Linked DNA regions of Mus musculus: region 1 is linked to region 2. A link is a loop called in an ENCODE intact Hi-C map of the cell type or tissue named here. Cell type or tissue: heart. All regions are shown on one strand. Each heading gives the region's core, and the rest is flanking DNA. Links, peaks and the distances in the headings are about the cores only.

Region 1 (16,696 bases), core at 5,489-13,488, 360 kb before region 2:
CACCTCAGTACTGGGGCATTGAACCTAGAGCCTTTTTAAGCATAGCATGTGCTGCCAATTCAGCCATATTCCAGCCCCTACACTAAAATTTTAAGGTTTCCTTCATTGTTAAATGCTACACTATCTACTTTTTTTTTTCTGATTACCTGATTTCATCTCTATTGACTGGCTTTGCGTTGTTTGTTTTTTACTTTTGAGACAAGGTCTTATTCTGTAGCTCAGGGTGGCCTCAAACTCCCAAGTTCTGGGATTAGAGGTTTGGCCACCACATCTCAGACTAATGCTCCTTTTGATGATGAATCATAGATATTCTCTCTCTCTCCCCCTCCCTCTTCCTCCACCCTCCTCTCTGTGTTTAGTAATATTTTTGTTAGATGTGGAACATTCAGAATACTACATTGTGAGAGTATGCCAATAGCTTCCTCTAGCAATAGTCTAAACTTTGCTTTGTTTTTGAGACAGGATCTTACTTTGTAGCCCCCACTGGCCTGAAACTCACTATGTAGACCAGGCTGGCCTTGAACTCACAGAGATCTGCCTGACTCTGCCTCCCAAGTGCTTGCATGAAAGAACTGCATCACCTTAATTATCCTTTCCAGGGTAGCTAAATTCTTTGTATATCAGCTCAATCTGCTTGAGGCTGTTTTATTTAGCTTTTTATGGTGACCATTAAGACAGTTTCCCTCAGGGGCAGCATTTCTTGTCTCTCTCACCACCAGCCAATTATGACATCAACCAGTGTCCCGTAATTTACTCAGAGTTTGCATACAAATCTAGTTCAAGGCCTTTAGTTCTATAATCTTTTTTTGTTGTTTTGTTTTTGTTTTTTCCTAAATTTTTTTATTATTTAAATGCATTTTATACATCAATCATATTAATAATATTGAGTATTTTGAGAATCAAGTAATACATAAAAGATTTGTTCAACTTTTATATTCATATCCTTTCATACCCTAAAAATATCATTAATGAACATTTAACACTCTCCATAACTGAGGATCCTATATCTAATGTTGAAAACATTATCTAATTTGTTTCAAAACATACAAAATATTCCTTGGGAATTTAACATAGTAAAAGAGCATAAAATATTAAAAATGAAACATTAAGAAATATATTCAAAAGCCCTTATATGATACCACCTGACATAGTGAGCGAGTGTTTAAAACACATTATATACCTGTGTACATTGTCTAATAATCAGTTTACTTAAAAAAGATTATCAGTGTTTCTAGGAGAGAAATTATTTTATCAGTAAGTATATTTTAAAATTTCAAAATAGCAAAAACTCTTTGAAGTTAAACATTAAGAAAATGCTAATTTCAAGCACAGTGACAAAAATTATCAATAATATTTCCATGATGTTTGTAGAACATGATTTCAATATTTTCAACTGTTAATATTCAACAAACAGAATAATTATTTTAACATATATTTCTTTTTCATTTCTGATTTTATTAATTTGATTTAATTAATTTTCTGTCTCTGAGCCCTCTGGTTAGTCTGGCTAAGGGTTTATCTATCTTGTTGATTTTCTCAAAGAACCAGCTCCTGGTTTTATAGATTCTTTGTATAGTTCTTTTTGTTTCTACTTGGTTGATTTCAGCCCTGAGTTTGATTATTTCCTGCCTTCTACTCTTCTTGGGTGTATTTGCTTCTTTTTGTTCTAGAGCTTTCAGATGTGCTGTCAAGCTGCTAGTGTATGCTCTCTCCAGTTTCTTTTTGGAGGCACTCAGAGCTATGAGTTTTCCTCTTACCACTGCTTTCATTGTGTCCCATAAGTTTTGGTATGATGTATCTTCGTTTTCATTAAATTCTAAAAAGCCTTTAATTTATTTCTTTATTTCTTCCTTGACCAAGTTGTCATTGAGTAAGAGCGTTGTTAAGCTTCCATGTGTATGTGTGCTTTCCACTGTTTTTGTTGGTATTTAAGAACTACCTTAGTCCAAGGTGATCTGATAGGGTGCATGGGATTATTTCAATCTTCTTGTATCTGTTAAGGCCTGTTTTGTGACCGATTATATGGTCAATTTAATACCATGAAGAAGGTACCATGAGGTGCTGAGAAGAAGGTATATTCTTTTGCTTTAGAATGGAATTTCTATATATATCTGCTAGATCCATTTAGTTCATAACTTCCATTAGTTTTACTGTGTGTCTCTGTTTAGTTTCTGTTTCCATGCTCTGTCCATTGCTGAGAGTGGGGGTAGAAGTCTCTCACTATTATTGTATGGGATGCAATGTGTGCTTTAAGCTCTAGTAAATTTCTTTTATGAATGTGGGTGCCCTTGCATTTGGAGCTTAGATGTTCAGAATTGAGAGTTCATCTTGGTAGACTTTTCCTTTGACCAGTATGAAGTGACCTTCCTTGTCTTTTTTGATAACTTTAGGTTCGAAGTCCATTTTATTCGATATTAGAATGACTACTCCAGCTTGTTTCTTGGGATGGTTTGCTTGGAAAATTGTTTTCTGATGTTTTACTCTGAGGTAGTGTTTGACACTGAGATGTGTTTCCTGTATGCAGCAAAATGCTGGGTCCTGTTTAAGTATTCAGTCTGTTACTCTATGTCTTTTTGTTGGGGGATTGAGTCCAGATATTACTTCCTATTATTTTTGTTGTTAGAGGTGGAATTATGTTTGTGTGGCTATCTTCTTTTGGGTTTGTTGAAAGATTACTTTCTTGCTTTTTTTCTAGGGTGTAGTTTCCCTCCTTGTATTGGTATTTTCCATCTATTATTCTTTGTAGGACTGGATTTATATTGTGTAAATTTGGTTTTGTCATGGAATATCTTGTTTTCTCCATCTATGGTAACTGAAAGTTTTGCTGGGTATAGTAGTCTGGGCTAGCATTTGTGTTCTCTTAGGGTCTGTATGACATCTGCCCAGGATCTTCTAGTTTTCATAGCTGCTGGTGAGAAGTCTGGTGTAATTCTGATAGGTCTGCCTTTATGTGATACTTGACCTTTTTCCCTTACCGCTTTTAATATCTTTCTTTGTTTTGTGCATTTGGTATTTTCATTATTAGGTGACAGGAGGAATTTCTTTTCTGGTCCAGTCTATTTGAAGTTTTGTAGGCTTCTTGTAGTTCATGGGCATCTATTTCTTTAGGTTAGGGAAGTTTTCTTCTATAATTTTGTTGATGATATTTACTGGCTCTTTAAGTTGGGAATCTTTACTCTCTTCTATACCTATTATACTTAGGTTTGGTCTTCTCATTGTGTCCTGAATTTCCTGGTGGTTTGGGTTAGGAGCTTTTTGTTTTTTGCATTTTTTCTGATTGTTGTGAGAAATTGGTATCTTCAGCACCTGAGATTCTCTCTTCTATCTCTTGTATTCTGTTGGTGATGCTTGCGTCTATGACTACTGATCTCTTTCCTATGTTTTCTATTTCCCTTAGTGATTTCTTGTTTGTTTCTAGTTCCATTTTTGGTGGTTTTGTTCATTTCCTTCTCCTGTTTGATTGTTTTCCTGTAATTTTCCTCTTTAAGGGCTTCTAGCTGTTTACCTGTGTTTTCCTGTATTTCTTTAAGGGAGTTATTTATGTTCTTCTTAAAGTCCTCTATCATCATCATGAGAAGTAATTTTAGATCCAAATCTTGTTTTTCTAGTGTGATAGTGTATCCAGGACTTACTATGGTGGGAGAATTGGGTTCTGATGATGCCAAGTAACCTTGGATTCTATTGCTTATATTCTTATGCTTGCCTCCTGCCATCTGATTGTCTCTAGTGCTACCTGTCCTTGCTGTCTCTGACTGGAGCCTGTCCTTCCTGTGATCCTGGATGTGTCATAACTCCTCAGATTTCAGCTGTCTCTGTGATCCTGGAATTCTGTGATCCTGTGATCCTGAGATGCTGGGTGTGTCAGAGCTCCTGGGAGTCAAGGTGCCTCTGGGACCCCGATATCCTGGTGTGACCAAGCTCCTGGGATCCTGAGATCCTCTGATCCTCTGATCCTGGGTGTTAGAGCACCTGGGAATGGAGCTTCCTCTGGGTGTTGTGGGACTGGCTGTGGAGTTCACGTCCAAGGTATGCCTAGTCCTGCAATCTTGTAGTCACTTTTTGTGCCTGTCTTGATCATTGACAACCAGGTATTCATGGTTCATCTAACTTAGCTACCAAACTAGGGAGTTCCCAGTCATCCACCTTCCTGTTTATGATTGGTAATGTGACCTGAGATAGTCACAAAAGTGCTTTGCTGACATCAGGCATAATGGAAGGGTTTATGGGGGCAAACACCAGACAAGTTATGTGGAGTGCCATGCTTCCATACCCTCTCCACGTGAGTGCTCCTCAGGATATCAATAGATTCAATAACCTGGAAGTAAGGCAGTCAGGGACCACCAGAAAGGGGAAAATGCAAAATAATTCTGAACCCTTGACCAGTTACCCATTAAAAGCATGCTTTTCATGAGCATCGTCTTAAAACACAGATTAGCCGACAAGCCCAGAATGTTTACAGACCAGGCATGCTATATGACACCATGCAGACACCATGACCACACAGTGACAAGCAGACAAGGGGAGAAACTGCATCCCATAAAATGTCCTCCGTAAGACCCATACTCATTTCAGATGGCAGATGATCTCTCAGAGCAAATTCACAACATTCATATAAATTTTGTTTAGTTTTGTTTTGTTTTATTTTGTTTTTGAGAAAAAGGGCTCACTGTGTAGCCCTAGTTGGCCCAGAACTCACAGCCAATCCTTATACCTCTGCCTCCAGAATGTTGGAATCACAGGTGTGAACTGCCATGCTCAACAGGATCTGCTCTTAGTTGACTTACAAATCACTGATATTGGAGGTTGCAGAGTCGAGCAATCCATTATCAACTTTTCACCAGCCTACTGGTGTTTATACCACAGATATGTGGGTTTTAAAACTGCCTACATTTTTAGCAAAAATGTAAAGGCCGCTTTTGCTAAAAACACCAGTTCTTCACTTTAGCATGAAAAGATAAGATAAGGGGCTGGAGAAACGGCTCAGCAATTAAGAGTACTGGCTGCTTTTCTGGAGGTCCTGAGTTCAATTCACAGCAACCACATGGTGGTTCACAACCATCTATAGTGGAATCTAATGCCCTCTTCTGGCATGTAGGTGTACATGCAGATAGAGCACTCAAATGCATTAGATAGGCACTCAAATGCATTAGATAGGCACTCAAATGCATTAGATAGGTAGATAGGTAGATAGGTAGATAGATAGATAGATAGATAGATAGATAGATAGATAGATAGATAGATAGATAGATAGATAGACAGATCTATCAAAAGAGAGAGAGATCGGCTCAATGACTACAGTGGGATGAAAAGCTTGATGTCTCTGTCTTCATGCTTTGTCTGTTCCCTGCCTATTTGAATCTTTCGATTCTACTTAGATCTACATGTAGACAACATTAAGCACCTAGAAATTAACATATAAAAATCAGTAGCCTTCCTATCTACACATTACAAAAAAAAATCAGGAAATAGTACCTTTCATAATAGCCTCAAAAATAAACAAGCAAACAAACAAACAAACACAAAAACAAAAAGTCTTGGGATATCTCTAACCAAGCAAATGAAAGACTTGTATGTATAATACAAACTTTAAGGCACTGAAGAAATCAAAGAAGACACCAGAAGATGGAAAGACCACCCATGCTCATTGTGAAAATGATCATCTTACCAAAAGCAATATAGAGATTCAGTATAATCCCCATCAAAATACAAGCACATTCTTCATAGAAATTGAAAAATAAAAACTTCAACTTCCTAGGGAAACACACACACCAGGATACCTAAGACAATCCTAAATAATCAAAGCAATATCCATATTTCAAGCTATATTACAGAGATACTGTAATAGATACAGCATAGTATTGGCATAAAAACAGACATGCTGATCAATAGAATCAATTATGAAGACTCGGGCATAAATGCACACATATATGGACATCTGACCTTTGACAAAGAAGCCAAAAACACATGCTGGAGAAAAAAAAAACTTCAATAAATGGTGCTGGTAGAACGGGATGGCTGCATGTAAGAGAATGCAAATAGATCCATGTTTATCACCTGCACAAAACTCAAGTCCAAGGAGACACTTCATCCCTGGCTCACCCTCTCCAAAAACAGCCTTAATTGATAGGTTGAGATGGGATTCACTGGACCTAGAATTATTTATAACATCTGGAAAGATTGTATCAGAGTTGTAAAGATTAAATGAAAGTATCAATTTTCAAATTTCCAATGGAAATAAGAAGTGATTAATTGTTTTATATGTTATATATTTTACATATAAAATAACAAACGTAACATTAGACTTCTCTATTTATTTTTAATGTTGGAGTTTGCACTCCGGGCCTGGCATATCCCAGGCAAAAACTCTACTGCTGAGCTACCTTCCCAGACCTCATTAACATTAATGGAGGGAATGGGAAGAGTCTTAGCTGAGCATTACCGAGAGCTGAAGTCTGCCTAACACAGTGAGATTCCCCATTCTCAGTGTCTCAGCTTAGTGATGTTCTTCTCAGTATCTCATACCATTCTTCATCCTCAAGCCTGGGCTAAGATGGAGTCAGGTTTGTATGAGAACCTTTTTTTTTAAAATTACATTCCTGTGTGTGTGTGTGTGTGTGTGTGTGTGTGTGTGTGTGTGTGTGTGTGTGTGTGTGTGTACATGTGCATGTGAAGGTCAGAGGACAACTTGAAGGAGCCAGTTCTCACCATTAACCATGTGGGTCCCTGGCTACTCAGGTTGCTAGGATTAGAGTCAGGAGACTGTCAGTGTCTTTGTAACATACTGAACAGGTGTCTGAAATTGCTTTTATATTTTAATTGTGAGGATGTTCACACTTACGGCTATAAAGAGCGTAAAGCATTATTTTCAGTTATTTGTGATGAGCTTTCTGGAAGACATTGGCATTTGGAACAACAAACAGAGGAAGCAAGATCTACCCTCAGCCTAGATAGAGTAAATAGATTTAAAAAAAAAAAAAGTTCTTATCTCTTCTAGAGCTGGGACAGCCTTGTTCTCTGACATCAGAATCCCAGGATCTCAGACCCTCGACTTCATACTGAAAGTCATGCTTAGCTCTGATGGTTCCCAAGGTTTTGGATTTAGACTGAGCCAAGGTGCAGGTGGCAAAGCATGGGACGCGCGACATCTGGAGTGTGTATAAATAGGACTCAATGGGCAGGGAAGGCACATTTGCATGGCTAGCCTTACAACGATTTGTTTGTTTCACATCTTCGTCTTTGTGTTCCCTGATCTTCACTTTGTTGAGAGGAGCCCAGCAGAGAGCTTCTCCTGAAGTCCAGGCTGGTCCTGGTCACACCTGCTGGCTCATGCTTATTCGATGGAGGCCTGGTGGTTTCTGCTGAGTCATGCCACCACTACTGATTCATGTTTGGTATCCTGATACTATTGAATTACTACTGGTATCCTGACAAAAAGGGATTGGAATTGCCCTAAAGGAACTATTGTAAATGGATCCACATCCCCTTGTCCTATTTACCATCTTTTCTCCCCTACCTTTGGATGGTGGGCTAGAAGGGGGGGGTGTCGAAGTATTTGAAAACTCTTATTAAAAGTTGGCTTTTTGCTCTTCCTGTAAGCGGCCAGAGGTCACCTGCCAAGATGGTTCGCTACTCTCTTGACCCAGAAAACCTCACAAAATCATGCAAATCAAGAGGGTCAAACCTTCGTGTTCACTTTAAGAACACCCGGGAAACTGCCCAGGCCATCAAGGGTATGCACATCCGCAAAGCCACCAAGTATCTGAAAGATGTCACTTTAAAGAAGCAATGTGTGCCATTTCGGCGGTATAATGGTGGAGTCAGTAGGTGCGCCCAGGCCAAACAGTGGGGCTGGACACAGGGTCGGTGGCCAAAAAAGAGTGCTGAATTTTTGCTGCACTTGCTTAAAAATGCCGAGAGTAACGCTGAACTTAAGGGTTTAGACGTAGATTCTCTAGTCATTGAACACATCCAGGTGAACAAGGCACCTAAGATGCGCCGACGAACCTACAGAGCTCATGGCCGGATTAACCCATACATGAGCTCCCCTGCCACATTGAGATGATCCTCACTGAGAAGGAACAGATCGTTCCAAAGCCAGAAGAGGAGGTTGCACAGAAGAAGAAGATATCCCAGAAGAAATTGAAGAAACAAAAACTCACGGCTCGGGAATAAATTCAGCATAAAATAAATGCAGATAAAGTTTTTTAAAAGGTTGGCTTTTTAAAAAAATCGAAGCCTACAGTACCCCTGTGAGGAAGACCTCCTGTACACTCCCCAAGATGTGTCTGATTCCCTCTTCTCTACGTCTCCCCAGAGGGATGCATGCTCTTTTACAGAGATGGCTGCGCCCTGGAGAGAAGGAGCCCATTAGACCTGGGCTCTGCCTCTTAAGGGGCATTGGTTCTAGAAAACCCAAAATGTCGCTGTAGCCTTCCAGTCAGTCAAGAGGTTTGTGGAAGTCGAGTGACTGAGCGAGTTCTTACCTTAGGTCTGACACACAATTGGTCCAGTGAGTTCTGAGACTTCTCTGTGGTGGTTTCTCCAGGTGTTAGTACATGGTTAGACTGGGCATGCCTGGTCTCTGACAAAATCCACACAATGGTTCCCAAACCTATGGGAGAGCCATTAGAGTGAGAAAGATTAACTAGAAGCACTAGAGGTGTCTCTGTCTAGGAAAATAGTGACCCAGAAGCAATGCTCCATTCTGAACGGGATTGCAGAATGTGTGGAGAAGAGGACTAGCCTCGTGCAACCTTCAAGTCTTGAAAGGTGCAATGGAAGTGGTGTGGTTTGTTTGGATGGGAAATGGGCCCTACAGACTCACATCTTTGAACATTTGGTCCCCAGACAGTGGCTCTGTTTTTGTTTTGTTACGGAAGCTTTAGGAGGTGACCCCCACCTCTTAAGATCTCACAACGGGGGTTCAATTTCAGCTAGAGTTTGGGGGGGGGAGATATTTAAACCACAGAAAATTCTTAAGAAAAATATACAATGAGAGATAAGTTTCTTCCCCCCAAGAAGTAGAAAACAGATAAAATAGCACAATCACACTGGCAGACCTGGGCATGAGACAGTTTTCCTGACGCCTGTTGGCCTTTACCCAGATGAAGGAGAGGGAAGGAGGAAAAGAATCTGGTTGGAGTTGGAGGAAATGAACTCAGATAGCAATGTGATGGGTTTTGGAAAATGACACCAGACAGCAGGTGTCACTATACCCCAAGTCTGAAAGCTGAATCTTCCAAAGTTGAGTGAGTGCCATCTGCTGGCTGGGCTCCGTCCTGCCATGCCTCTTCCTGCAGGGCTGTCCTAGAAATTCTGCTTAGGCTAGAGATTCAATAACATGCTGGACACCTGTGCATGACTCCCTGGGAATCCTAGCAGTACGCCATCAAATTCTATGATTGAAGAGCCAGCCCTTTGAGACACCAGGGAAGTTAAGCCCTTTAAGCCAGGGTTTGCAAATTTGTACTAAGGTAATTACCAAGTTATAGGGAAAGAAAAAGGCTAAGCAAAGTAGAGTATATACCCTGTAGTGGTTTGAGTGCGAATGCCCCCCCCTTAATAAGCTCAAATATTTAAATGTTTATTTCCCAGTCGGTGGTCAGTTTAGGAAGGATTAAGGGGTGTGGCCCTGTTGGAGGAGCTGTGGGCTTTGAGGTGTCAAAAGTCCGTGCCAGGCCCAGCTTCTCTCTGTGTCTGTTGTCTTCAGATGGGGAAATAAGCTCTTAGCTACTGCCACAGTGCCATGCCTGCCTGCTGCCATGACCCCCACCATGATGGGTGTGGATTAGCCCATGAAGCTGTAAGCAAGCCTCCAGTTAAACTCTTTCTTTTATAAAGTGCCTTGGTCATGGTGTCTTTTCACAGCAATAGATCTGTAGCTAAGGTATACCCTACCCAAAGACATTCAAATTCATAAACGAAAACAAACGAAAAATAATAGTGCTGGCCTAGTTAACACATCTGCAGCCTATGACGAGCCATTCGTTCAGGTAAAAGGTGAGCGAGTACCCAACATCATTGAGCCTCGAATGCTGAGGACACACAGAGCATTGGTGGAGATGCTAGAGGCAGGGTAAACAGAGCCATTGATGGAGATGCTAGAGGTAGGGTAAACAGAGCCATTGGTGGAGATGCTAGAGGCAGGGTAAACAGAGCCATTGGTGGAGATGTTAGAGGCAGGGTAAACAGAGCCATTGATGGAGATGCTAGAGGCAGGGTAAACAGAGCCATTGGTGGAGATACTAGAGGCAGGGTAAACTGGGCCATTGGTGGAGATGCTAGAGGCAGGGTAAACAGAGCCATTGGTGGAGATACTAGAGGCAGGGTAAACTGGGCCATTGATGGAGATACTAGAGACAAGATGCTATTACATCTTCCGTTGATGTAATTTACTTCTTTCCTCATTCAAAGGGTACCAATTGCCCAAGGGGTGGGACACAGTGCAGGAGACTTAGGGAGACCATAATCCAGCTTTGTCTTCATGAAGCTATCAGACACTGGAGCATGTGACCTGAGTTCAGCAGTCTGAGAATTTCAGAGGTTTGTGAAGGTTTTCAAATGCTTATACCATTTTTTCCCCATATCACCTAGACTGACTTTTCTTTAGTAGGACCTTAAAATAATTCTCTTTTAAAAAAAAGTTTAGGCTCAAACAATAATCATGGAGTAATGAGTTTTACATTTTTAAAAATTTTTAATTATAGGAGTGGGTTTTTGTTTGATTGCTTGCTTGTTTTAAACTGTGCATGTGCATGTGGGGTGTGTGTGTGTGTGTGTGTGTGTGTGTGTGTGTGTGTGTGTGTGTGTGTGTGTGTGAGTGTGAGTGTAGAGCCTGAGAATGCCAGAAGATCCCCTGGAGCTGAGGCTACAGGAAGTTGTAAATGCCTGACATGGGTACTGGGACCCAGACTCAGGTCCTCTTTGAGAGTAGTATGTACTCTTGGCCAGAGTCATCTCTCTACCCCACCCCCTATATGTTGTTTTTCTAACACACTTCAAAATGAAAACCAAAACCAAAACAAAAACCTAAAGAGCAATTAAAATTAAAAGTGAGCATCTAGCACCTGAAATATGACCAAGTGCTCCGGACAGAATAAATGTCACATGCTGGAGAGCAGAGAAACCTCACTTCACAGGTGTGAGTGTACCAGGGTTGACTCGTGAACAGATAAGCCCTGGGTTCTAGGTGGACTAAGAACTGTGCTCTGATGATGCACACTCGGTGAGTTTGTTTTCTCTCCCATGGCATAAAGGAAAAGGTGTCTGTTTTCCCGGCATGGCTTAGAGAAATGGGGAGAGGTCGTAAACCATCCTCATCCTACAGCCAGCTACAGTTCAACAACCAGGCTCAGCTGAGACAGGAGACGTCCACCAAGAGTGACCAGCGAATTCACTCATTGCAGCCAACCTTGGGATAGCCAGGCTACCCCTCCCCTGTCCCTTACCTGGCATACAGTAGCTCTCCAGTTAGAATTTAGGGATTATCAATTAATTAATACTCATTAAACTAGAATTTAAGGAAACAGGATGCAGAGTTGTTGAGAATCATACCATGAAAATACTTTTCACCGCTTAGGTATTCGGTGATCTCTGCAGCAAACAATGGCTTACAGGAATGTGGAAAGCTACATGCAAGGCCATTGTGTTTGAGAGCATTCAACAGGATCAATAAATCAAGCTCCTTGGTTTTGCTCAAGAATCTGGCATCTTGGGAACACCTTAAATCCCAGCACTTTGGAGACAGAGGCAGGTGGATCTTTGTGAGTTCAAGGCCAGTCTGGACTACAGAGCAAGAAAGCCAGGGCCACACAGAGAACCCCTGTCTCAAAAACAAAAGAAAAGAAAATGAAAGGAAAAGAAAAAAAGAAAGAAAGATAGGTGGAAGGAGGGAGAAAGGGAGGCAGGAAAGAAGGAAGGAAGGAAGGAAGGAAGGAAGGAAGGAAGGGAGGGAGGGAGGGAGGGAGGGAGGGAGGGAGGGAGGGAGGGAGGGAGAGAGAGAGAGATTGAGAGAAAAGAAAGAAAGAAAAAGAAAGAAAGAAAAGAAGGAAGGAAGGAAGAAAAGAAGAGGAAAACAGAAAGAAAAGAAAAGAAAAAAAGAAAAGAAAAGAAAAGGACTCAGCATCTTAGGTTTAAAATGAGCCACTTGGAAATCATCTGGTCAAACCAATTTCTTGGCAAGATACAAAACTGAGGTCTGGGGCTTCTCAGAGAGGCCAGTGCCTTCCCAGGTCCACACAACTGAGGTGGCAACTCTGAGACCAGATGCCAGGTCTCCTGGGCTCAGCTATCTTACTACCCACAGACTACATTCATGTTTGTATAGTTCTGTCATTTTGCATGTAGTGGTTAGAATATCTTTCAGTGTGGAATTGTAGAAAGACTGTCTGTGGGCAAGGTGCTATTAAAAGCCAACTGAACACTCAGGATGGAGCAGAACTGGAGTCAAAGCTGGCCCTAGACATGGGCCACACAGAAAGACGCAGAATGGGATGTCAAAAGGAGGGGCGGAGTGGAATGCAAGAGAGGTATTTTATTAATGTATTTCCTCTCTTTATCTTTCCTCTCTTGTTTTTCTTTAAGATCATATCATGTTCTCCTCCTTTCAAGAGAGCTTGTTAGAATCAAACAGTATTTTCTGTCAGCCTCGGGCATCTACACAGCAAAAAAATGTGTAATAGCACACCAAAAATGAATCGGCAAGGAATCAAAACGTACCAGTAGAATAAATCACTTAACCACAAAGGAAGACTCAAGAACAGGAAAAAGAAGTAGCAAAGCTAGACCAAAAAATAGTTATAAAATGGCTCTTCTTACTGCGAGAGAAATTCATTCATTGCTCGAAGCTGCCTTTAAAAACAAAACAAAGAAAACCTAGGGATGATGACAAAACTCCAGCAGACAAGTGTTCAACAACTCACAATAGTGAAAATGTGTGTGTGTGTGTGTGTGTGTGTGTGTGTGTGTGTGTGTGTGTGTGTGTGTGTGTGTGTGTAGAAGGGTGTGTGTGTGTGAAAGTCAACCCTGTGACGGAAAAGGTGGGATGGAGAGTGAGCTGCCACAGGCTCCTGCGACTCCTCTGATCTGCCTTACAGAACATAAGATCTAAGATGGCTCCATCTCCCCGTGTTCACAGAGGTCCTCACAGATGGCGATATTCCCCCCAACTCCTTCTAAGTTCCCGCATCAGCCTCATCAGGCAGGGCTTTCATTGGAGCACAGTGACGGTGTGACAAGATATGATTGGGCAAGGATTTAGGGGCTTGGGATTGGCTCAAACACTGTATATAAACTTATGCACTGGGCAATAAACTCAGACCTGCACCCTGATGTTGGTCTCTGGAGTCTGATTGCCAGGGACCAGTCACGTGGCTGTTGCTTTTCACTCCCCCCACCCCCCCGCCCGCCCCTGCCCCCGTCCTCGGTCCTGTTCCCACAAAATGGTCTTTTTAAAAAATACAGTGTGATCACGCAGTACCAAGCCCATTCATAACGCATATGTTTCCATGTATCTATGCTCTAGCACAGTTCTTTGGGGGGAGGGAGGGATCAGGGAGACAGGCTCCTCCCTCCAGAGCTTTCAACCTTCTGCAGCCCAGCAAGGGGCCAAGTCAAGATTCAAGTACCATGTGCTACCTGCTAGGTAGTAGGCTTACCTGCACTTGAGGGCTGCAGCTGAGATAAGCAAAAGATGTAATAGGTGAGCCAGGCAGTAGCGGTGCATGCCTTTAATCCCAGCACTTGGGAGGCAGAGGCAGGTGGATTTCTGAGTTCGAGGCCAGCCTGGTTTACAGAGTGAGTTCCAGGACAGCCAGGGCTATACAGAGAAACCCTGTCTCTAAAAACCAAAAAACAAAACCAAAAAACAAACAAACAAAAACAAAACAAAACAAAACCCAAAGTAATAGATGTGGAGTCTCTGAGTCTGTATAGGCCTCCATTATTAAAACAAACACTCAGTTTCATCCACTTATAGTCTCTTTCAGATTCATGGCTTTAGAGTCTCTAGTCTACGTTGCTTTTAAACCTCTGGGGTGTGTGTGTGTGTGAGAGAGAGAGAGAAAGAGAGAGAGAGAGAGAGAGAGAGAGAGAGAGAGAGAGAGAGAGAGAGAGAGAGAGAGAGAGAGAGAGAGAGAGAGAGAGAGGAGAACCATGGTAGGAGTGGAGCAAAGTTGATCACATCAGGACTAGAAGGGGAAAGGAAAGAAGCAAGAGGGTCTGAAGGGTTCCACTCTCCTCTTGAGGGTTCACCCTACTGTCCTGAAGACCTCTTACTAGGTCCAACTCTTAAAGGTTGTACCGATCCCCAATCCCTAATAGTGCCACAGGCTGGGACCAAGTCTTTACCCCATGTGCCTTGGAGCAACTCTATCAATTGTCCTGTTACCATGACAACTGCTTGATTAAATCCAACGTAAGGAGAGCAATCTTATTTTGGTTCACAGTTGAAGGTTATAGTCCACAGTAATGGGAAAGTCCTAGCGGCCAGAGTGTGAGGCAGCTGATCACCGGGCACCCACCGCCAGGAACCAGGGACTGGTAAATGAATGCTCAGCTGGATTTCGTTTCTTTATTCAGCCCAGGCAGTTGGGCTACCGAGCAACCCGGCCAGCACACCTGCTTTCACAAGGCTTTGCCTCAAACCTCACTGTGAAGTCTTTGAGTTGAATCTCTGAGCTAAGCTCCCCAAGATCACCAACAAAGTAGAACCTGGCTCTAGAGTCTCTATGAAATCAGAGCTGCCCAGTAGGGTGGAGAGACATTGAGCTGGGGACAGATTCACCAAGGTGGGAGCAGGAGGCTGTCAAAGATAATATGCATCTGGGCGTGTTGACCAAGTCTCAAGGGGTATGGAGGAAAAAATGTCCTTTTGTGGAATACATGGAGAATGTGAGAAAATAGAAATTCCAGCAACATATTTTGGCTCAGAATCCAGAACCTAAACAGCATGCCTTTATTGAAAACATAATTCCTACTTGATAGGCACATGGCAATTTTACTTTGATTGGCTTAAAATCTACATTTTGCTATATAAAACTTGGTTTAATAAAAAGAGAAGTCTCCAGGGTTGGCATAGTAAAGAAATATAAATTGTCCTTTAAAACTGGGGAAATCAAGAGAAGAAACACATATTTGACTTTTAAAAAAGAAACAAACAACAAAACAAAACAAACACAAAAACTTTGGTGAAAAAAAATTCTTTTGTGTCTGTTCCTAGGATCCCATGTGAATAATCTGTGTGTGCGCACCCATGTTTATGGAGACCTGGCATTGATATTGGGTGCTTCCTCCCACTATCAACTTCGCCTCCATACTTTGAGACAAGGTCCTTCTCTGGACCCGGAGCTCACTCATTGGCTAGCCTGGTTGACCAGCAAGCCCCCAGATCCTCTGCCATCCACTGTTGGAGTTACAGGCACACACCACTATGCCAGCTTTTTGTGTGAGTGACAGGATCTAAACTCTGGTCCTTTTGCTTATGCAGGGCGCACTTATCTTCCGAGCCATTTTCCCGGTCCCTAGTCTCATAATCCTGAAGTCCGAGGCCACATTGTGTGCATCCTCGCGTGCTATGCTCAGCGAGTCAGAGCACCTGGTCCATCATATATATTCAGGAATCGAGTTGAGCCGAATTGAAGGAAAGAGAACTCAGATCAAGGGCAGAACAAAGAGCAACGCAGAGCGAATGAGGAAGAAAGACTTCATTTTCGTCTGAGCTCTCCTTCGTCCCTCCCCAGCATTTATTGGAGTTCCCTGGCCTGGCTCCGACTCTTAGCCAGCCAGTGAAGGGAGATGGCAGAATGATGTTGCTCATGGGACTTTGCTCTGCTCTTTGATTCTGCTAGTGTGGGGCAGGTGTTTTTTCTAAATTACACACAGAGGTGGCAGGTCATTTTTAGCCACCAGCCCCACCTGGCAAATGAAGCCTTGGTTGGCAACAGACAGACATTTCAGAGGAAAGCCAGGGGGCTTCTGGGTAAACTGGAAAACAGATGCTCCTGCCAGAAGCAAACTCTGGGGAGGGAGTGATGGTTGAGGTAGCAAAGCAATCCCTAGCATCTAGCAATGTGCTGGCAGGCAAAACTGGGAAGGGTCCCAGGTCTCTGGGAGCTCAAGTGGCACACACACACTTAGGGCTTCAGAGACCCCGTTGAACATTTTCACAGTGTGTCCCACTCCAAATCCATTTCCGCATTTGTAAGAGGAAATGATGTCACCAACTCTGGGACTGAACATCACTTGATACCTGGCACAGGCTTAGCACTGGTGCTGAGTTGCCATCATGCAGTCTCTTGGTGACTTCACTGGTTAGGCACGGAGGGCGGTATTTACTTTATACTACCATGCTGAGGGCAGGGACATGGAATCAACAGGCTCTTAGTAAGGGATTTAGGGAGTCTACAGTAGGTAACTCTTGCTCTTCAAAAGCCAAACGAAGCCTAACCTGGTATCTTCAGATCAGGGTGCCAGGTCAGCATGTAGAAGGATGCTGTGGGATATACTCTGCCGTGGGATATAGATCTCTGAATGATACATCCCAAAGGATGCCTGGGAAATGCCTGTAGATGTGGTATTGGCCATCTCTGACTGCTGGCTCAAACACCAGTAAGGAAAGGGTATTTAGTAAAAGTAGCTTAGTGGTGGAGCACAAGCCTAGCCAGAGGGAGGCCCAGGATCCAATAAGAAAAGACGGAGG
Region 2 (16,696 bases), core at 3,649-11,648:
ACCCTCAGCCAGAGATTAATTCCATTCTTTTAACCAGGAGGAAATAGATTTCCCTGAATGAGTCTCAGTAGTGCCCTGATATCCATCTTCCAGGCCCTTCAAGGCTATTTTAATAGTATATAGTTTGATTTGGTGAGTGGTATTTTAAATAAATAAATGTACTTTCAGCCAACTAAGCTGTGAGAAGGCGCAGGACCCCTAGGGGTGGGGAAGGCACAGTCAGAGGTCCCTGCAAAACTGCCAGGAGTCAGCTTGGGGATCGACTGCTGCTGAATGCCTCGAAAGAGCTTGGAGAACATCCCAGGCCGAAGGAAAAAGGGCAGGAGGAGAGCTCTGGCTGGTTTCCACACGGACAAGAGACCTTGGCTTGCTCAGAGAGGTTGCTTGGCTTGGTGATGACTGTGGTTGGGAACGCAAAGAGGCCTCCTAGCGGGAGGTTAGATTTGTGGGTCTTTAGAGGGAGACCTGCTCCATTGCTCCAGTATGGTGGATCCCGATGAGAAGAGGCAGTCCATGGTTTTAAGGCGTTTATTGTAAAAAGGCAGAGAGGGAGAGAGTAGAGAAGTAGAGGCCAGCCATGGCCACATACAGAGAAGCGGTAAGGGAATGGGGAGAGAGGGGACAAGCAGGAAGCAAGAGTGAGAGAGAAAAGAGAGTAAGAGAGGGAGGAGGGGACAAACAGCCCCTTTTATAGTGGACCAAGCCTACCTGGCTATTGCCAGGTAACTGTGGGGAGGAGCATACATGGCTGTTGCCAGGTAACTGTGGGAGTGGAGTCCAGACAGAATACCAGGAGCTTGAGGCATTGCCTAAGTAACAGATGGTCACACACCTCTCTGCAGGGGCTGTGGGAGGCTGCATCTTCAAAAGGAGACAGGGGCCCAGGGGGTGTAGCCAAACACCTACCTTCCCAAGTAAGCAGAAGTCACCACCTACTAGGTCACTGGAGTTCAAGGCCTGTGCTTGACCAGCTACCATGCTGTCTGTGCACAGCTCACTGCCCCACAGTTGTCAACTTGACTACATTAGGAATTAACTAAAATCCAAAAATGGAGGCCACACCTATGTGGAATTTTTTGTTTAAGATGGGAAGAGATATCTTTAATCTAGGCCTCCACCTTCTTCTGGAAACCCAGGAGCAGAAAGAAGGAAGTTTTTGTTCTTTGACTGCTTGTCCTAACCTTGCTAGCAAATCCATTTCTTCACCAGCATTGAGCCTACTTCTTTGGGATTCCAGTGTATCCTGAAAACAAGCAGAGACATTGCTTCATGGATGGAGCAACTACTGCATTTTTGGACTCCCCATCCGCAGCCAGCCATTGTTGAGTTAGCTGGAGTGCAGCCTATAAGGCATTCCAATAAATCTCCTTTCTATATTCTAGTCTTGTTACTCTAGAAAATCCTGCCTAATACAGCTGGTGAGATGGCAAGATGGCTCACTGGGTAAATTCTCTCTCTCTCTCTCTCTCTCTCTCTCTCTCTCTCTCTCTCTCTCACTCCCTCCCTCCTCCCTCCATCTTCCCCTCCCTCTCCCGCTCCTCCATCTCTGTCTCTGAAATGTGTCTCATAACCCCAGTGACATAAGAAAAAGCAAAAGATCCTTTAGAAGGCCAGAAGTTTTCTCATCTCAGATGGACAACAACATGGGGGGCTGGGGTTCCAGAAAATCAACAGCTATTAAAGTTGCCTAAGACAAAAGGTCCTTCATCCTTGGTCTTAAGAATTTGAAGAGTGGATTTTGCAGACAATGCATGGAGGTGTTTTGTTTTTTAAAAAAGTTTTGAAAAGGAATTTATTTTAAGTTCCTTTTAATAATAATAATAATAATAATAATGATAAATTTCTTTAATAAATAAAATGAATTTCTTTAATAAATTTAATATATTAATTATCAATTATTTCATTCAACAATCATTTTTATAAATTATGAATTTAAATTAATTTAATAAAAAATAATTATGCTTAATAATAAGACATTCCTTTAATAAATAAAAGGAATTTATTTAAGAGGAATTATTTTAAAACGAGTTTTTTGGGTTTTTTTGTTTTTTTTTTTTTCTGAGACAGGGTTTTTCTGTATAGCCCTAGCTGTCCTAGAACTCACTCTGTAGACCAGGCTGGCTTCAAACTCAGAAAACCACCTGCCTCTGCCTCCCAAGTGCTGGGATTAAAGGCGTGCGCCACTACTGCCCGGCTTAAAACGAGTTTTTAAAAAGGAATTTGTTATAGGGTTATGGGTGAGAACTTAAGAGAAAGAAACCTATAGAGCCCCTGTGTACCAAGAGCAAGCCCCAAGAAGTAAGTTCTCATCAGGGGTCTTCATCTATGGGCTAATAAGGCTTTCCTGGGTTGAGGCACAGAGGATGAGTTGGTCAGTATAGTTGGTCCCCCATGAGATATCCATATACTTCAGTTTTGATCATATTCTCACAAATGGCCAGAGAGTTTTGTAAAAGGAGAAGAAAGATAACAAGAAGCCAGACACAATCACAGCTCCTTTAGCATTCTTGACCTCAGACCACAACAGAGCTAAGAACATTTTCAACCATGGACAAGAATTCAGGACCAGATTTGCCTCTAGCTCACAGAAATCCCCCTGCCGTTGCCACAATTAAAGGCATTTGCCACTATGCCCAGCCCAAAGCTCAATTGTATTCCAGGCTTCTCGCTGTCCCCAAGCCTTCCGTGCCATTGCCATGGCCCCTGGCCCTGTGGTGCTGCTTTATGTGAGCAAAGATAGCTTGCATTCTGCAAATCACACTCCCTCTTCAGAAGCCTTCCACAAGTCACACGGTGCTAACCTGTCACTTATAAGGGGAAAGGTCATCTAAGAGTGGCTGACATTCTGAGGTCTAGCCTGTCTATATGAACATCTTCCTCGAGAGGAACACTGAAGATGATTATGGGGTTTTGGTATTTTTTCTGAATTAAAAAAAATAGATTGTTGTGGTGGTTTGAATAAAAATGGCCCTCAAAGGTCTATAGAGAATGGCACTATTAGAAGGTGTGGTCTTGTTGAAATAAGTATAGTCTTGTTGGAGGAAGTGTGTCGCTGGAGTGGGCTTTGAGATCTCAGATGTTCAAGCCGGACCCAGTGTGGCATTTTTCTTCCTGCAGCTCTGGATATAGAACTCTCAGTTCCTCCAGCATCGTGTCTGCCTGCGTACTACCAGGCTTCCCACCATGGTAGTAACGGACCAAACCTCTGAAACTGTAAGCCATGGTTTTCTTTGTAAGCGTTGCTGTGATCATGGTGTCTCTTCACAGCAATAGAAACCCTGAGACTGTTTTGCCACTGTCTACTGCCCTCTGCTGAAACCAAGTGAATACTGCTCCTGTGTGACAAGTGAATAGGGTTCATGGTTGCTGAAGAAAGATCAGGTAGGTGGTTTAACATGAGAAACAGACAGCTAGAGAAAGCACCCAAGGAGCTGAAGGGGTCTGCAACCCTATAGGAGGAACAACAATATGAACTAACCAGTACCCCCCCCCCCCCGGAGCTCATGTCTCTAGCTGAATATGTAGCAGAAGATGGCCTAGTCGGCCATCAGTGGAAAGAGAGGCCCATTGGTCTTGCAAACTTTATAGGCCTCAGTACAGGGGAACGCCAGGGCCAGGAAGTGGGAGTGGGTGGGTAGGGGACTTGGGGGAAGGATATGGGGGACTTTTGGGATAGCATGGGAAATGTAAATGAAGAAAATACCTAATTAAATGAAAAATAAAGAAACAGACAGCTATATGTAGGGGGTGGTTCTGATGTTTTGATCCAGAATCTGTGTGTGAACACTGAAGGTTCTGTTCCCCAGCCTGTTCTAACTGCACAGGGAACAATGTTCGCCATCAATCCACAGATGGAACAGCATGAAATGTTCAAGTTTCTACAAAGCAAAAGATACAAGTAAAGAGACGCGAGTATAGGATGGGAGGGGGACCTTTGGTAAGTACATATCTAACAAAATTAATGTCTAGAATATACAAAGGACTCAAGAAACTGTATAAGAAGAAACCAAACAACATTATCAGCAAATAAACTAGAAAGGCAAACAGACAGTTCTCAAAAGACAATGTGCCAATGGCCAAGAAACATATGAAAAAAAAAATGTTCCACATTGCTAACCATCAGAGATATGCAAATTAAAACTTGACGGAAACTAGGTGAGGTTGTGCATGCCAGTAACCCCAGCACTCAGGGAGCAGAGGCAGGAAGATACGGAGAGAAGCCAGACCTCACACCCTGCTGGTGGGAATGTAAATTAGTCTAGCCACTATGGAAGTCAGTGTGAAAGTTCTCAAAAATATGAAAGTAGATCTGTTACCACAATCTTTGGGGTCATCCAGGGTCCTAGCATCCCCATAAAACCATGATCAGCCACCCACTTTCACTAGGCCAATTAAAGAGACAAATTAGCCAGGTGGTGGTGGCACATACCGTTAATCCCAGCACTTGGGAGGCAGAGGCAGGCGGATTTCTGAGGCCAGCCTGGTCTACAAAGTGAGTTCCAGGACATCCAGAGCTATACAGAGAAACCCTGTCTCAAAAAACCAGAGAGAGCGAGAGCCGGGCGTGGTGGCGCACACCTTTAATCCCAGCACTCGGGAGGCAGAGGCAGGCGAATTTCTGAGTTCGAGGCCAGCCTGGTCTACAAAGTGAATTCCAGGACAGCCAGGGCTATACAGAGAAACCCTGTCTCAAAAAAAAAAAAAAAAAAAAAAAACAGAGAGAGAGAGAGAGATTAATCATTTAAAAGTAGATTTATTCAATGCAGCCATCTTAGGAAGAGAAACTAGTTTGGGGACCCCCTCAGAGCAATTTGGGGGGTCCTAGCATGGAGTTTAGAGGCAAGTATTAGTAAAAGCAAAGAGAGGAGGGAAAAAAACAATGGGTCTGGTATCGGACTCTGACTCGAGGGTACTGACACGAGCTTTGGTCTCAATAGAAGAAGATCTGAGGCAGAAAGCAGGAGGAAATGTATAGTTAAGTCTTCATGGTCAAGGTGTGATCTGGTTGGCCATTCTCCCACTATGACTCTGCATAGTGGCCCAAAGACGTGGTTACAAACATTATGCAAAGGATAGGTGAAGGGAGCAGTTCTGATGTTAAAGTCCTGTTCCCCAATTGGTTCCGGATTTGTCAGTAAAGAAGGCCAAGGGGTGATTGCTGGATGGAAGGTATAGGTGGGACTTCTGGGTCCCAGGAGGAAAGGGAGACACAAGAAAGGAGAAAGGGGGTCTTTTTGCCATGCTTTGGAGGAAGAATAAGGCAGCAACCATGTGAAGTCATGGGAGGAGCTTGGGCCTATGGCCTCTGCTACAGGCAGGTGGCCAGGGATGTTTGGAAGGGGCTAGGTAGGACTAGCCACTGAAGTTTAGGGCAAGTGGAAAGATGGAGATAATAAATTGGTAAGGGCACACTTTTCCAGGTCGGAGATAATAACACCCGGCAATTGTGGCTAGAAGGCAAGTTGTAGAGGAACAAACTTTGCTCATTCACCTCTCAGAGCAAAGGGGATTGGAACAAATGGGAATCCAGGAGTGGCTAGTAGCATGGCCATGTTCTCAGGCAAAAGCAGTAGCTTTAAACCAGATAGGTCTGATTCTTACAAGATGATCACTTCTTAGAGAGTCTTTGTCATCAGAGATAACTCTCTTCCTCTATAGAGTGGGCAGTCTTTCCATGGAGCTTTGCTCTTCTTGGAATCCAGGGCAGTCATAAGCTCAGGACAAGGACTGGACACCTTATGGCTCCTCTGGTATTGCTGGAACAGGACCTTGTACAAGGTAAGTTTCAGTTACTCTTACTTTTGTGTCTCTAGCCTTGATGAAGGATGAGGTAGGTTAGGCACCACCCGTTTTTATGTGGACACTCTGGTTACCATAGCTATGCAGAGTGAAATAGGAGAATTCAGAGTCAAGGCAGACACACCAGACTTTCTGTCCTGCTTCCCATTACCATGCAGGGCGGAAGGAGTCAACTCTTTTCAGCAAATCAGTTCTGAGTATGTGTTATAGAATCATCTTTCCCAGCTTCCAGTCCATTTTCTCAAAGCACTATTCATCTCAAGCCCATGTATCCAGTTCTAGAAAAGACTTCTACAGACAGCCAGATATTCCTGACCAAGCCACTGGCATGATCAATAGATAGCCCCTGCCCACCCCAACACACACACACACACACACACACACACACACACACACACACACACCAGATTCTAAATACCCACACCTCTCCCTTAAATTCACCCCAGCCAAACTTCTTTCCATTGTCTTCCCACATAGAAGAATGGCACCTCCTGAGCCAGAAACCCAGATGTCATATGTGATGGTTTGTATATGCTCAGCCACTATTAGAGTACCACTATTAGAAGATGTGGCCCTGTTGGAGTAGTTGTGTCACTGTGGCTGTGGATATAAGACCCTCATCCTTTCTGCCTGCAAGCCAGTATTCTGCTAGCAGCCTTCAGGTGAAGATATACAACTCTCAGCTCTGCCTACACCATGTCTGCCTGGATGCTGCCACGCCCTCACCTTGATGATAATGGACTGAACCTCTGAACCTGTAAGCCAGCCCCAATTAAATATTGTCTTTGACAAGATTTGTATTGGTCATGGTGTTTGTTCACAGCAGAAAATCTCTAACTAAGACATCATGGTTGGGTCTCTCTTTCAAAACTCACATCCAACTTTTGGCAGTTTTTCTTGCTAAACATCCTAATCTTACTTACACCATTTCCCCCTTAGTCTTAATCGCCTTCATCTGCAACCAGAGCCGTTGCAACAACCTCACTTGTCTTTCCCTCAGTCTTACTTCTCAACCTGTCTGTTACCAGAATAGTCTTCTTAAATCCCAAGTACACTCTGCTGTTTAAAATGATGAGTGGTACCCCGTGACCTCAGGGTAAAGCCCAAACTCATCATGGCCTGTAAGGCACACAATGGTGATGTGCAAACACCTTTTATAGTCTACCTGCATCTCACTATGCTGCACTCCTCGCTCTCAAAAATGCAACGAATTTAATGGACAGAGGTCCATTTTATCTTATTTTAACATTCTGCCTATAAGATGCCTGTTCTGCCTTCCTAAAGCTAATGGGTTCAAGAAAGTTTAGCCATTTGCATTGTTTCAAGGAACATGGGAAGACCTTAATAGAAATGGAGGCTTTCCCATCTCAGGTGTCTGGGTTCTTTGTCTCTGTAAACCCAAAGCATAAATTTCATAGGCAACAAGAGGAGGGTGTGTGTATAATGTTTATTATAAGTTATTTGTAAGTTCAAGAGATTGGAGGCAAGCAGAGCTCACGTATAGCAAGAGTATGTCCCAGGTGAAGGATTACCACCAATGATCACTGTCTAGGGATTAATAAAGCTTTTCAAGGTTGAGGCATAGGAGTGAGCTGGTCTGCTGGTCTGCTTTCCAAGGGCTGGACTCTGGCAGGCTTCCTTCCCCCAGAGCTTGGCAGCAGTGAACAGTGCCCTCTAGTGTCCTTATGCAGGCCTCTGAAATTGGTACCCTAACATGGTGTCTTAGTCAGGATTTCTATTCCTGCACAAACATCATGACCAAGAAGCAAGTTGGGAAGGAAAGGGTTTATTCCGCTTACACTTCCTCGTTGCTCTTCATCACCAAAGGAAGTCAGGACTGGAACTCAAGCAGGTCAGAAAGCAGGAGCTGATGCAGAGACCATGGAGGGATGTTACTGGCTTGCTTCCCCTGGCTTGCTCAACTTGCTTTCTTATAGAACCCAGGACTACCAGCCCAGGGATGGCACCACTCACAATGGCCCCTCCCACCCTTGATCACTAATTGAGAAAATGCCTTACAGCTGAATCTCATAGAGGCATTCCCTCAACTGTGGCTCCTTTCTCTGTGATAACTCCAGCTTGTGTCAAGTTGACACACAAAACACATGCCAGTACACACAGCATGATTCTTTTGTGCTTCTGGAAAATAGAGAGTATAACTATGCATAGTTTTTAGTTAGTTCTACATTTTCCTGTCCTTCAATCTTGGCAGAAGCCTGAGTTTTAGCCTTTATGGTCATCTAGAATTAAGGATTCCTTAGTGCTTAGTACTGGCCAACATTATAGCCCTCAGCCTGAGGTCTGGAAACCCAGTCCCTCTAGACTCTGCTGCATTAAGTAGAGTCTTTGAGTTCTGGAAGAGAGCATCACTAGGTGGCTTCCTACAGCAAAATGACAGAAAACAGAAAACAGCTTACATAGACCCCCCCCCAAAAAAATGGCTTTACCATGTGGCATACCAAGTTTCTTAAACATGTAACTATAAATTATAGATAACGTGTAATAATATTGTTGCTGGTGGTGAAACCTTTACCCAGTGTTTCTAGTCTCTCGTCATCATCAGAAAACCTTTTTCTTTTAATGAGGCAAAGTAAGGAATTAGGAGGAAGTTGATTTCAGAACGAAAGTGCACACTCAGGCAGTGGGTGAGGCCCCCAGAAATGGTCACACTGCGCAGAACTTTGGGCAACATTTTTAGGGCAATCTTTAATGCAGGGAAAGAGTATCCATGAGTTAAGGCAGAGAAAAAAATCAGGGAACCACAGGGATGGGCTGGGATCCCTTTCGTTTCCCCGACAGGGCTACTATCCATTTTTGTCTTTATATGGAGATTTCAGATATGACATAGCAACAGATGCATGAAGGGAAAAGGGCATTTTACAAGGCTAATCATATAGAGACGTCATTCTGATGAGGTAAATGACAGTTGCCATCTCTGCTGGGCCCCAGTCAGTTTTGGGTGGTCTTGCTTTTCCTGTTTAAGGAACGTACCTCTCCATGACTGCAATCTGCTGTTGCAGCAGTCTCTAGCCTACCACAGTGCCCGCAACAGTGCAGACACTTCCTTCTCTTTGCCTCGCTCTCTTCAACACGTCAGCCACTTTTCTTTTCTTGTGAAAGCATGCTGAAGCTGACCGCAGCAGCTCCGGGCAGCGTGCGGTGCAATAGCACCATGTCCAAAGACTGACAGAGAACTGGCCAATCCTTGTACCTCAGGATCCAGCAGAGTGGGATTTGTTGGCCCCAGCCATGTTCACGTGATCAGCGCGATGCCTGGCAAGAGAGTGGAATCCTATGACTGCCTCAGAGCGACGGTTCTCAAAATCAGCCTCCGCATTGCTTAGAAACTTGCTGGAGATGCAAATTCTCAGGCCCTACCAAACTTAGAAACTTTGAAAGAGACCCAGCTCTCCAGATGACTCTGCTAGAGCGCAACTTGGAGAATTTCTGGCTTAAGCTAACTGAAAATGATTTCCTGGTGCCAGGAAAGCTTGAGTCTCCCCTAAATCTCGTGATCACCACATACTGAGAAAGATCGTGTTTTGTTACAGTAGTAAGTCAGGGAATTAGAACTGACTGAAGGGGGCAGTTCTTAGATGGGCTTCCATGATTCAGTCTGAGTGGTCCAACAAATGGCTGTTTTTACAATGGAAAGGCTTTGAACTAATAGTTCAGTCCACAAGACTAGGAACCTCCCCGGTGCCAGCCTGGTGCTGAAGGCCAGGAATCTTGCTAGTGAGCCACTTGTCTTCAGCCCACAGTGAAAGGCAGAAGAAACTAGGCTCTCATGTCAGTGAATGACGGAGGTGGGTGTCAGCTATGCAGCAACAGGGTAGGTGAATTTGAAAGCGAGGCGTATTGTAAAAAGGGGGTCTTGTGTTTTGTTTTAGTTTTTTCTTTTAATGTCTGCTTCTCTTTCTTTCTTAAAGATTTTTATTTAGAAGTTGTATCTTGGGTATTCTAGGTTTCTGGGCTAATATCCACTTATCAGTGAGTGCATATCAAGTGACTTCTTTTGTGATTGGGTTACCTCCCTCAGGATGATATCCTCCAGATCCATCCATTTGCCCAAGAATTTCATAAATTCATTCTTTTTAATAGCTGAGTAGTACTCCATTGTGTAAATGTACCACATTTTCTGTATCCATTCCTCTGTTGAGGAACATCTGGGTTCTTTCCAGCTCGTGGCTATTATAAATAAGACTGCTATAAACATAGTGGAACATGTGTCCTTATTACAAGTTGGAACATCTTCTGGGTATATGCCCAGGAGAGGTATTGCTGAATCTTCCAGTAATTCTATGTCCAGTTTTCTGAGGAGTCACCAGACTGATTTCCAGAGTGGTTGTACCAGCTTGCAATCCCACCAGCAATGGAGGAGTGTCATTGGTAAAAGAGGCCCCTTGGTCTAGCAAACTTTATATGCCCCAGTACAGGGGAATGCCAGGACCAAGAAGTGGGAGTGAGTGGGTAGGGGAGCAGGGCGGGGGGGAGAGTATAGGGGACATTTGGGATAGTGTTTGAAATGTAAATGAAGAAAATATCTAAGAAAAAAAGAAAAAATATTTTTATTTATTTTATAATAAATAAATGCCACCACAAGACAGCATCAGAACCCATCACAGATGGTTGTGAGCTACCATGTGATTGCTGGGATTTGAACTCAGGACCTCCAGAAGAACAGTCAATGCTCTTAACCACTGAGCCATCTCTCCAACCCAACACTTGCTTTTCTTACAAACAATAACCAGCTCTCTTAACTCCCTGTCAGCTGTCCTCCCAGTGTCCAGTGCAGCCCCTACAAATGTTCCTCCTTCAGTTTCCCTAAATAGTCCCTTCTCCCAACCATTGTAGCCTATCTGCTACAGCCTCTCCCACCTCAACTCACTCCTAAACTATCTCCTGCACCAACTGCCTTCTCTTCCTCCTCTGCTGGCTCAATCCTCTTCCTCAGCCTCTGCTGGCTTTTTCATACCCTTTCCTGCCAAGGGTCATGCAGGAGGAACAGCAAATGGCTTTAGAACTCACGGAATGCAGCCCACAGGTTATCACAGCCACATGGGTGGGCCTCAGGGTGGCACGGCCCTGAGGACCACATGTGAGGCCTGCTGCCCTCACATCATCTTAATCTAAGAATTATGAAAATTCTAAGGGAGCTTCCAGTCCCTCACTGGGCAGTGTCTCTGGCACTCACAATACTAATGCTTGATCTCTTTCAGACATTGCTGCTGGAGCAGATTAATGATTCAATCACCACCCTAGAGAAGAACTTAGAGACACAGAGTGTCAGCAGTGACAACCACCCTTAGAAAACATGTGGAAAAATAAACTTGTTAGTGAAGCTAGTTGAGATGTTTTTACTACTGGCTCTGATATATATATATATCAGAGCCAGTAGTAATATATGATATATATATATATATATATGTTAAAAATAAATAAAAAAATCTTAGGGAACAATATGAAGTTCAGAAAGGCACATGGTCGGGAACAAGAACAATGACAGCACTGGCTGACGTGACTCTCACTGAAGCTGGACTGGTAATAATTGATTTCTTATATCCACTTTTGCCCTCAACTTCCTGATATGATTTATTAAGAATTGTTAGCCGGGCGTGGTGGCACACACCTTTAATCCCAGCACTTGGGAGGCAGAGGCAGGCAGATTTCTGAGTTCGAGGCCAGCCTGGTCTACAAAGTGAGTTCCAGGGCAGCCAGGGCTACAGAGAAACCCTGTCTCAAAAATACCAAAAAAAAAAAAAAAAAAAAAAAAGAATTGCTGATGAGTAGATATGCATTCTGAGGATTTACAGTAGATATGACTGTTTTTTATATAAAAGTTAAGATTTCTTTTAACATTTTTACAAGATTACTTTTAAAGATAAATAACAATTGCTCCTTTCTTTGTAACTGCAGATTGTTGCCTGCTAGTAAGAGAAATTGGCTTAGAAAACTCCCTTGCTTGCTTACACTTTGTTAATCTATAACAAGTTGCCTGGTTGTGAATGTACATGGGTTTTGGGGAATAATTTGTTTTCTTTACCTGTACTACATAGTTATTTCTTGTAAAGGTATTGGATAACACACTGTTTTCCATAATCATTTTCATAATCATTTACTGGAAGAAAACTAAAATGTAATCACATTGTAATTGCATACTGCTTGAAAGATTTTGCTGGGATATGTAAGCTATGGAAGAAAGAATGTATGGCTGGGGACTGGCGAGATGGCTTCACCTCAGAGGTTAAACGCACTGGCTGTTCTTCCAGAGGTCCTGAGTTCAATTCCCAGCAACCACATAGTGGCTCACAACCATCTGAAATGGGATCTGATGCCCTCTTCTGGCCTGTAGACATACATGCAGACAGAACTCTGTATACATAATAAATAAATCTTTTTTTAAAAATGTGTGGCTGGAACATTGTTTCTTTCTGTATATGGGTAAAGTTTGTGAAAATGGGGGTTGCAACAGTGTTCCTTTCCATCCATCAACTGTGTGCATGTATGTACACATGTAAAGCTTGTCTGGGTATGGCTTGGAGCTCACTCTATCCACCCATTGTGTATTTATGTATGCACGTGTATGTGTGAAATTCTTGGAGCCTGCTTGCTGGAGCTTTGCTCTAACCATTCTCTATGTGAATGTATCTGTGTCCCTCTGTTAGCACTCCTTCTAGGCTCTGTCCAGCAGTTACCTGGCAACAGTCAGGTGTGCCTGACTCACTATAAAAGGGGCTGCTTGCCCCCTCCTCTCTCTCTTACTCTCTTATTCTCTCTGACACCCTTCTCTCCCTGACCCCTTTCTCCCTCTCTTCCCCTCCCCACTTTGTGTTTCTGGCTGGCCTCTCTCCTCCTCCTCCTCCTCCTCCCTTCCTAACTCCCTTTCTGAATAAACTATTTAATAAATAAATATATTCCACACTATACCCATCAAATGGCTGATACCGCAGGGGGAGGGGATTCCTCAGCCTGGGCCTGCAGAGGCACCCATCCCACACCTCACCATACCTAGCTCTACAGCCATAGTCTCTCCTTCTCTTTTTTAAAACATAAAACACCATCTGTAGATCTGTATGCATTTATGTATGTGTGTATGTATATATGCATGTATATTGTGTATATGAAGTTACTGGACTCTGCCTTTTGTTTCATACACCATGTGTGTGTGTGTGTGTGTGTGTGTGTGTGTGTGTGTGTGTGTGTGTGAATTTTCTCTCTTTCCTTCTCTTTCTCACTGGCTCCAAGGGGTTAAAAGAGTTCAAAGAGTTAAAAGTTCTGGCTCCAAGGGGTTAAAAGAGTTCAAAGAGTTAAAAGTTTTCCCTGCTGGCCATAGAAAGTGCCAGCCCCAGTAAGTTAAGCATTGTTCCCTCTGCTGAGTGACTTCTCTAATCCCTGGCTGTCTTTGGCAGCAGCCCCTGTAGGTATCTGGATCCAGCCCCAGCAGCAGCAGCTCTAAGCGTTAACTCCTAACAGCTGCCTGCCTCAGTTTACCCACCATGTGGATGCCAAAGCCAGTCATTGAAATTCAAGAGGTAACCAGCACTGAAGGTTATAGGGTCAAGCAGGGTGTTGTTGTTGTTGTTGTTTGGTTGGTTTTTAGTTTTTTAGAGATAGGGTTTCGATGTCCTGGAACTCACTCTGAAGACCAGGCTGGCCTCGAACTCAGAAACCCACCTGCCTCTGTCTCCCAAGTGCTGAGATTAAAAGCATGCACCACCACCAGCAGGGTCAAGCAGTTCTAACAGCTAAGAATTCTTAAAGGGCCAGGCTCACAAGATAAATCACACTACAGCATACCAATTTACTTGTAGAATGGGATGCCAAACACTCAAAAAGCAAAAGCTTTTCCCTCAGATCTCAGAATACCTGGGCTATCACCAGCAGCTGCTACCCACATTTACAGTGGATCTTCCCATGTCAATTAACCTAATTAAGAAAGTCCCTTACAGATGTAGCCACAGGCTCGTCTCTTAGCTGATCCTAATCAACTTGACAACCAAAAGTAACAGTAAGTTAAAAAGAAAAAAGCAGAAATGGCTATGGAGTAGACAGGCTCTGTCCAGGGAAAGTTGCATCTTTGACTGTTCAGAATGGCGCACACCTTTCATCCCAGCAGAGGTAGGGAGATCTTTGAGTTTGGGGCCAGCCTGATCTACACAGTGAATTCCAGGACAGCCAAATGTAGACAGACACTGCCTCACCTCACCCCAGCCCACCCCCCAAAAAAAGAGAAAAAAAAAAAAAAAAAAAAAAAAAAAAAACGACCTAAGCCATTTAACAATAAGACACTCAAAGGAGAATCAGTCACATCCACTCACCACGAGCTGAAGTTCCCTGAGAAAGGAAAGTCAGTGCTGAAGATGCTGAAGTCAGTCTGCGGTGGAGAGAGACACTGCCCTAAGCTATCTCTTTCAGCAGTCTGAGCAGAGTCCTCCTCTTTAAGTGACCTCCACTAGACCAGACTAGGGTCCTTGCCTTCATCACAGGAAAGAATTTCCGACCTTCCTAGTATCAAGAGTTGGAGAGTTTATTAAAATGCATTTATTGATTGGTTGATTGGCTTTTTAAAAACACAATATGTAGTAGTATTTGTAGTCTACACAGAATATCTAAGTAGTCCTGGTTGACCTGGAACTCACGATGTGGACCTCTGCCTCTGGAGTGCTAAGGCATGTGCCACCAGGCCTGGCTTTATTGTACTACGGCTGGAAGATATCTTGCTGGAATTGATTCTCTCCTTCTGCTACGTGGGGCCCCAGTGCTCACATTTGCATCTACAGACCTGGCCACAGGTACCTATTTGCTGAGTCATCTCAATTTCTCTGTTTTTGTTTGTTTGCTGTTGCTGTTGTTGTTGTTGTTGTTTGAGACTGGTCCTCCTTTATGTAGCCCTGGCTAGGCTGGAACTCTCTATGTAGGATAGGCTGGCCTCAAACTCAGAGACCCACCTGCTTCTGCCTCCCTAGTGCTGAGATAAAAAAATGTGTCTGGCTCAAAATATTTTAATAAAGGATATAAGACATGTCCTAGTATGAGTCTATGTTCCTCAAAGGAGAGTCACAGTTACGTGTTTTAGGATCAACCCTATATACCAGTTTGGTGGCTCTCAGATTGTGTCTCAAGAGGTGGTTAAAATTCCACCCACCCACACCCTCTCTTGCTAAGTGAGATTCTAGGGTTGCTATGGAGGTAGTTATAACCCGAAAAGACAAAACCAGAGGCCACTTGGAAGTGTCCTTTCCTATAAGTGAGGTTTCTGGTGTAATGCCTAGAGAATCGTAGTCTTGTGGCTGGAAGAGGGGAGACCTTTGGCAGCTGTGAGCTGTGCTGAAATTCTTGCTTCTCTGCTGGTAAGGTTTCTCCCCCTTCTCATCTTCCCTAAAGTTTCTCTGTCTCTCTATCTGCCTCAGGATGCACTAATTAAAAATTAAAATAAAACAAAATAGTATTTCCTTTTTTTTCCCCTTCAAGATAGGGTTAGCTCTGGCTATGATAGAACTCCCTCTGTACTCCAGGCTGGCCTCAAACTCACAGAGAACTGCCTGTCTCTGCTTTCCAGTGCTACCATCACCTCCTGGTTTCCACTTCCTTTTCAAAAACTAAGTCTTCATTTCCCTATCAGGGTCTCTGGGTATTTTGTGTCATAATAAAAGCAAGAATTCCACTTTTATAACAATTTTTACATGTTAAAGGTTTTGTCTGTCCAACATCCCCTAAAGACCTTCATTTGGATTTTCAGGAAGGAAAAACTACCACTTTCTACAGTGTCGTGGGGTAGAAACAGTATACCCAGCTCCCTACTATCTCATCCACAGCTCCCTGATAAACTCGATTAATCTTTTAGAAACCTTGACTCAGGTCAGTTGGGTACTCAGTGCTTTGGCCTAGACAAGAATTTCAGGGCTAGTCGGTGTGAAGCAGAGCCGGAGTCTAATAAAAAAAAAAAAAAAGCATAGATTTCAGCACGAGAGTTCAGAGGAAGTGGGGAGACATAGAAGCAACAAGACACACCTAAAAGCAAGAGTATGGGTTGTCTGAGAGTTTTCCCACACTTTCACAACATTCAAATACACCGTTTTGGTGGATTTTGAAGTTACCATCTGAAAGGTCTGCTAAGGGATGTAAACAAGGGGGGAGGGGGAGGGGGCTGACAGTGTTGGGGTCCAGAAGTCACCTAGCAAACCACACAAACGCAATCTCAGTAGATGGGGGTAGTTTATTGAGCATACACCCCAGGACTGAAGTGTATGCTCAATAAACTATCCCTATCTGACTGAGACCAGGATTCAGGCTCAGGAGCTGAACAGCACCATTGATATAAGATCCTACAAGGTTTTTAAGCCTAAAATCCACAAACATCTGTGCCAAGTTATTCCACCAATCAGGGTTTAAAGAGTTTCCTTTGGAACATGTCATTTTTGTACACTTAGCCTGCTCCCATTGGTTGGTGTATTCAACTGTGGCAGGGGACTTGCCTTGTCTAACATTCATGTCTTAACTTGCCAGTCAGGGTGTTAGTTACCCACCAACCAGGATGTCAGTTGCCCACATGCATGTCTCTTTCTGCCAAGTAGGATATCAGTTTCCAGGGAGGCCTTGGGAACTGAAAATTTTCTCAACTCCTAACAAAATGGAATTCTTATTTCAAATAGTTTGTTATATTGATGCAGGTGTCTCTGTTATGTTGGGATCCATCCTAAGGGTCAGCTTATAAAAGCAAATACCATAAGAGCTTATGCACAGGTTCAGGAAGTGCTGCTGGGTGGATGGTTTGACCTTAACACTTTACCTAGATGGTAACAACAGGCTTCCACATAAAGGAACCGTCTAGCTCACCTGAATGCATGATAGTAAGGCATCTTTACTATAAACAAGGCCGGCACTCTTGGTTGAGATT

What was found. A loop is a pair of places that touch in the nucleus more often than their neighbours do. Peaks named below come from ENCODE experiments on the same cell type or tissue, not always from the same donor. Only the 100,000 strongest peaks of a DNase experiment are listed, where the experiment ranks them.
Region 1: it touches region 2 in a loop (2.8-fold over the local background); 4 of 42 quality-filtered maps call a loop at or near these places.

Annotation. Positions count from the first base shown.
Region 1 is chr1:170,623,330-170,640,025 of GRCm38, forward strand. It overlaps the pseudogene Gm7299. Among named protein-coding and RNA genes, the nearest start is that of Olfml2b, 13 kb to the right of the region's middle. In heart, for the core only: a CTCF peak has its summit at 9,251 (motif pointing left); a DNase peak (open chromatin) is centred at 9,262; H3K27ac peaks cover 544 bases.
Region 2 is chr1:170,989,489-171,006,184 of GRCm38, forward strand. No RefSeq gene overlaps it. Among named protein-coding and RNA genes, the nearest start is that of Gm10522, 14 kb to the left of the region's middle. In heart, for the core only: a CTCF peak has its summit at 7,476 (motif pointing left); DNase peaks (open chromatin) are centred at 7,473 and 8,973; H3K4me3 peaks cover 676 bases; H3K27me3 peaks cover 1,579 bases.